Linked DNA regions of Mus musculus: region 1 is linked to region 2. The links are chromatin contacts, found by Hi-C or POLR2A ChIA-PET in ENCODE. All regions are on one chromosome and are shown on one strand. The core of a region is the stretch at or near the end of the contact, and the rest is flanking DNA. Distances in the headings are between cores, read along the strand shown.

The links. Hi-C counts contacts between places; a loop is a spot of excess contacts on that map. ChIA-PET counts read pairs that join two places held with the same protein, here RNA polymerase II (POLR2A).
Region 1: a map of left cerebral cortex shows a loop between it and region 2 (1.9-fold over the local background). The contact joins two enhancer-like sites. A Hi-C loop is called at or near these places in 1 of 37 maps with a recorded cell type or tissue (left cerebral cortex). POLR2A ChIA-PET finds 5 or more read pairs at or near these places in 1 of 5 experiments (embryonic stem cell).

Annotation. Positions count from the first base shown.
Region 1 is chr1:157,441,956-157,445,281 of GRCm38, forward strand. No RefSeq gene overlaps it. Among named protein-coding and RNA genes, the nearest start is that of Cryzl2, 15 kb to the right of the region's middle. Within about 2 kb of position 1,650, at least 3 of the 3 ENCODE cell types and tissues checked have a DNase peak (open chromatin) inside an H3K27ac peak, as active enhancers do; they include left cerebral cortex, where a contact is called at or near this core.
Region 2 is chr1:157,166,072-157,169,017 of GRCm38, forward strand. The region is part of intron 9 of Rasal2 (RAS protein activator like 2); the gene reads right to left. Among named protein-coding and RNA genes, the nearest start is that of Gm30694, 47 kb to the left of the region's middle. Within about 2 kb of position 1,335, at least 1 of the 3 ENCODE cell types and tissues checked has a DNase peak (open chromatin) inside an H3K27ac peak, as active enhancers do; it is left cerebral cortex, where a contact is called at or near this core.

The DNA of each region.
Region 1 (3,326 bases), core at 400-2,899, 280 kb after region 2:
TCTTGTCCTGCACTACTGCATTCACAGAGGCCCCCTGTAGGAATATTCTCATCTCAGGTCCTTGGCAGTTTCTCGTTTTTTTCTGTTCTCTCTCTCTCTTTTCTTTCTTTCTCTTTTTTCCTTCCTCCCTCCCTCCCTTCCTTCCTTTCCTTCCTTTCCTTTCTTTCCTTCTTTCTTTCTTTCTTTCTTTCTTTCTTTCTTTCTTTCTTTCTTTCTTTCTTTCTTTCAAGTTTTTCTCCAGGAACCGCAAGCTAACGCTCTCTCTCCCACCACATCTCTGTCCAATCGCATCATAACTCTCCCAGGTGGCCTTACTTTAATCTACTCCCCAACTCCAGGCCCTTATCACTGCATAATATGCTTTATAATCTACTTATTGAACATTGTTTATTATTCATTTTCCCTGGCCACAGGCACCATATGCTCTGTATTTGTCTTATTCAGATCTACATACCAGGCATCTAGAACACTGCCAGGCATATAGTTCACGCCCAGTAAATATTTGTAGCATTTGCTGAATGAATGAAGTTTCTTGACTCTAGAGAGTACAAACCAGAGGAGTGACACTCCTCAAATGAGTGCAAGCTGCCTCATCAAACTTTGGTCCTAACCGTGTTTGCCTCTGTGGGGACTATCCTAGATTATATAATATTTTAAGACTTGTATAATGCTGTATTCTATAATACCACATTCCTGATTTATTTATTTATTTATTTTTGTTTTTGTTTTGTTTTTCAAGACAGGGTTTCTCTGTATAGCCCTGGCTGTCCTGGAACTCACTCTGTAGACCAGGCTGGCCTCGAACTCAGAAATCCACCTGCCTCTGCCTCCCAAGTGCTGGGATTAAAGGCGTGCACCACCACTGCCCGGCTCTAATTTATTTATTTTTATTGTTATTTTAGTTCACGTGTATGAGTATTTGCCTGCACGGATGTCTGTGTACCACATGTATTGCTGGTGCCTTTGGAGGTCAGAAGAGAGAGGCTGACCTCCTGGAATTTGAGTTACAGATGGTTATGAGCTTGCTGCTGAGCCATTTCTACAGCTCCAACCACGTATGTCTTTAAAATCAATAACCAAGAGCGGTGTAACTACTTCTACACTGTCAACCAATAGCTAAACGTTGCTAGAAATTTTACTTCAGCAACATGCCTGCATGCAATTGGTCAGGAAATGGGTGAAACAGAATAAAGCAGCTGGTCCCATGACCTCCAAAATGCTCCGGGTCAATAGGAGTCAAAAGCCCAACTATTGGAGGGCCTTTCTCTGAAATGGTTTGTAATTGCAACCCAGCACCTCTCAGAACACATGCTAAAGGAAGAAAAGGAGAGCCGTTGCTACACGAGTCTATTTTTACTTTACTGGGCTTTATCAAAATCTCCCCCTGAAGTGGCTGGCCCAGCAGGGCCAAGAGATCAAGAACATCTCAATAGCACACAGCAGCCACTCTTCCCCGGTAAAAAACACGGGTCCCTGGAAGCCCTCCACTTCCCGCCTCCCAGGACAATGCTTTTAATTAGCTGCACCAGATTTCGAAGAGAACAAAAGCTCCCCACCCCTCACAGGAAAAGCTTCTACTGGAGATATCTCACTGGGGAAGCGCCTGGCACACAACAGGGAGACGAGAACATACAGGCTGTTCTGAGCTCCGCAAAGAGACACAAACTGGAGTCTCTAGGGAGTCTCAGAGGTTAAGCCAGCGCATTTTCGCTCCCTGTGACCACATCTCCCCCATCCCAACACTATCCCCCACCCTCATCCCCCTGTCCCGTCCAGCCCCGCCCCGCCTTCCTGGGGCCAACGTCTGAGGGCTTCACCTTCCTCCTCCCTCTCTCTAGAACTGTTGGGGTAGGGAACCTGGGGGTGGTAAAAGAAGCTTGAATAATCTTTAGAATCGAGCATCTGGGAAGCAGAGGAAGAAACTGGGAGTTTATTTCAGGTGACAGACATAGAGCAGGCCCCTGTTGTTTTTTTTTTTTTTTTTTTTTTTTTTCGAGACTAATAATATTTCTGGAACGGAGAGGCTTGAATCATACGTCTCTTCATATTGCTGTGTGGGAAGTTTCAGTTATGAGCCCAACAATCAGAGAGACGGTGGTTCGTTTAAGTCTCAGTGGAGCAGTGTGCAAAAGGAATCTGGAAGGATGTTGGGGTGGGAAGGGGTGGGTGCACACCGAAGAGGGAGCTATAAGGATAGGGGTAGGGATGGCTTCCCTGGAGCCTGTTTTGGGGAATAAAGAGGATGGGCTAAGAAGCCTTCTTTCCACCCCTTTGTTTCTCCCTTGAATGCCTTTTGAAAAACATGGGGAAAATATCTTGTGCAAGTGCCTCTTCCTGACTAAGCTCACTGTCAGGAAAGGAAAGTCCGTGCGCTCCAGTGGTTTATTTTTGTGACCAGAGGCTCCAGGCCCTGCACACAACACAGACTCTTCCTTGCTCTGATGGAAAGAAAACTGGGTGTGAGCCTCCCGTCCCAGGGGCCAGAGTGGAGGAACGGGTGTTATCTGAAGGCTTATTCTCCGTTTTAGGAAACGAGAATAGAGTATAGGCTACCGTGGGATAGACGTGGGGTGGAGTCCATTAAACCTGCTGGCAGTGGGAGCTTTTTTATATCAGTCTTTAGGCAAACAAGCATAGAATTAGACTTTAATTAAATAAGGCTTAAACGGCTGTGCTTCCCGGCGAGCCTGCTGGTCATTAAAGTTTACTGTTATCACCTGCTTCTGAGCAACCTGTAGCTCAGGACTGGAGGCTGGATTAGGGGTTTTACATTTGGACACATGGGCCAAAGGAAAGACCTGAGCATCAGCTACCCCCCCCCCCCCGGGGGAGACAAGGCCTCTCTGTACATTTTGCATATGTTCTGGGCAGGGACCCAAAAGATTCTGCGTTTTCCTCTCTGTCTTGCCTTCATAAGACAAGTGTGAATCTGTCTAACCTAGAAGAAAACAGGTTTGGGACTTGGTATCCCCCTGCCTCCCTCTGTCCCTGTCCTTCCTTAGAGATCACCTGCTGCAAGGAACGCTGGGACTTGAGGGCAGGCAAGTAAGTCCAGCAAGCATGACAGTCACATGCTAGGTTCTTCTTGCTTCCTTCCCAGTGAAGATGACCTTAAAATAGAGCTCTGTTTTGAAAGAGTTTCAGGGAAAACTGATGAATATGGACGGAGGAAGGAAACCGGAAAGGTCCAGTTAAAGGGCAAGGCGGAGTCCTGCAGACTTGTTTGCTAGTGTTCCGAGGTAGCGTTGACCCTGCATCAGCAGGCGCTCCCAAATGTGGGGACCTGACTCCCACCACTACTCCTGACCCTTTAGCGATTCCCAAGT
Region 2 (2,946 bases), core at 85-2,584:
TAGAAAGCACTATTAGGTACCAAATATGCTACTTTAAGATAGTTTTTAATAATGCAAAAATCGCTAAACTGGTAATGTTTAGAAAATGTTAACATTTCCTAGAAGATTATATCCATTCCATGTTTCCACACAATCTGTTTCATTTAAAGGTACATAAATGTAAACTTAAAAGTATTAGCTTCAAATATTTGGTAACAATTGGTCAAACTGGAAACCTAATATTCTGTTAAGGGTGTTCATTTGTGTCACAAGTAGGGAAATATGAATAATATAAATACTATTTTTCTTTCATTCTTCAAGTAAATAGCCCAATAAATTACTCAGGGTCCAGGCACAAACTGTTTGTAGTACCAGCACTATAGGGCCTCAAAAGATGTGATGCCTTAAAAAATTATTAAAATTCAGAAAATTGTTCTCCTTTTTGCAATTACAACTTATATCCAATAACATGTAGTACACTCAAACAAAGATGGATCTTTTTAAAAATAGGTTTGCATCTAAAAAGGTCCTTCTTTGAAAATTGAGTTTGCTGCTTTGCATCTGAAACGAATAAAAGGTACAAGGTGGCAATTACTGAGTTTAAATATTTAGCTAGTATGTATCCAGACTGTTTTATCAGATTTTCTTCTTTGAATTGTAAAAAAAAAAAAAAAAAAAAAAAATTTATTCATCTGTAATTGCATGAATATAAGCACATGGAGGGCACAGAGTGTCAGATTCCTGGGACCTGGAGTTATGGTGTTTGTGGATTCCTTGCTATTATGTGGCTGCTGTTATACAACTGCAGTCCTCATGGTTATGCAGCAAGCAAGCTCACTTAAATGCTTAGCCATCTCTCCAACCCCTTCTTTGAAAACACTTTTTAAATTAAAAAAAATTAGTTTTATTTTATGTGTATATATCTGTATGTGTACTGCCCAAGTGCCTGGTGTCAGTGGAGATCAGAAGGTGACATCAAATTCACTGCTATTGGATTTGTGAATGGTTGTGAGCCCCCATGTGGGCGCTGGGGACCCATTGTGGGCTCTCTGCAAGAACAATAAGCACTCAACCCCTGAGCCATCACTCCAACCCACCCCTTTCCCCTTTTTGGGAAAGATCTCATGTACAGCAGGCTGACTACAAACTTGTTAAGCAGTCATGCCTTTACCTTGAAACTGATAGAAATACAAACATGTACCACCATGCTCAGCTCTATTATGTGTTTTCTATGCAAATCACCACATTGTTACTATCATCAACATTTCATGTGTAGCTGTGAGTCAACAGGGGTTGGCTTATTACTGCTGAAAGGCATTTGCCTCTAACACCAGCATGGAAATTACACCTTCTGAGAGATTTATGTTTCGAAGATGACATTTCTTCTGTGTCACAAGACACTAAAACGTTGACTTAAATCAGTCAGGTAAAGGGAGCGAACAGATGGAAGACTTAAGTCTAAATAAAGCTGAGTTTTTCTCAGTAGAGAGTATGCTTTAAGATCAAGACAGCCTACAAAGCTAAATGATACTATACATTATGACAGGGAACTTTCTTTGAGGATGGATAGATATTAAACTACCAATGAACAACAATCCCCAGGCCTGATTGGCAGTTTCTAAAATCAAAAAGTTCAAAGAGTTTAGAAATAGCACCTCTTTTTTGCTTAAAGTGTATGACATACAACAAAACTTCATTAAGAAGATGACAATCCAATCTCAGTACGGAGGCTCTCATGAGTTGTTTTCATGTTCTTGGAAGCTGCAACCATTTTCTTTAACCTAGCCCATGTTGTTAGGTTACAGAATATTAGAAGAGCTCTTTGGACCGTTGGCTGAATTGTTCCCCATGCTCAATGAAATAATTTTCATGCCTTGGTAAGCTCATTAGATATTTAATTATTTATTATTGTATCAAAGGACTTGGTATTCATTTATCACTTTGGACATTTAATTCAGAAATCCCTTTAAGCAAAATAGATCTTATAATATCAATATTCTCACCTTCACATTCACAGGATAGAGAATACTGTTAGAGATGCTTCACTGTTACCTTTTATTGGATAACATAAATCATTAAAGCAAACCCTGACACATAATTGACAGTTATAGCAAGCACCCATGTAAGTGAGATTAATAGCATCTTTTCTAATATAGCGAAAAACCAACTGTTTTTCCTCATAATCCCGATTAGCTCTGAAAACAACAATTGAGTAGATTTCAAGATAACAGAAGTGAAAAAGCAAACCTCTTGCTCAGATTAGGAATTGTCCTACAGCAGGTGTGCTGCATGGAAACACAGCCCGACCTCCTGACCTGACAGTCAGCCATTACTTTTTACCACTTATGATTCCTTCCTTTTAAAAAATTTTTCATTTTTCAAGACAGGGTTTCTCTGTGTAGTCCTGGCTGTCCTGGAACTGGCTCTGTAGACTTGTTTGGCCTCAAACTTATACAGATCCACCTGCCTCTGCCTCCCAAGTGCTGGGACTAAAGGCATGTGCTACCACTGTCTGGCTTCCTTCCGCTTGATTCAAGGATCTGAAGCACCACAAGTAATATTTAACTTGAGAAACAATTTAACAACTACTTTATCTTACCATTTGAATTTTTTGTCAGAGGTGGTCTTGGGCTAGCAGAATGGCTCCATGGGCAAAGGTACTTGCTACAATGCCTGATGGGTTTTAGCTGGATCCCTGGCACCCACAAGGTGGAAGGAGAGAATCAACTACAAGTTGGATTTGTTCTTTCTCTGTCTCTGCTTCTTTCTCACACACATACACACAAATATAAATAAATAATAATATAAGAATAGAAAAGGTAGTCTTGGGGACTAAATCTAGGGCGACATGAATACTAAAAAATGTGCTACCACTGAGCTGTATCTTCAGCTTCTCCGAATCTCCTTGCTCCCAACATCTATTTATGATTTTTAAGGACTCTTTTATTTTTACTGGCCTCAGAAATG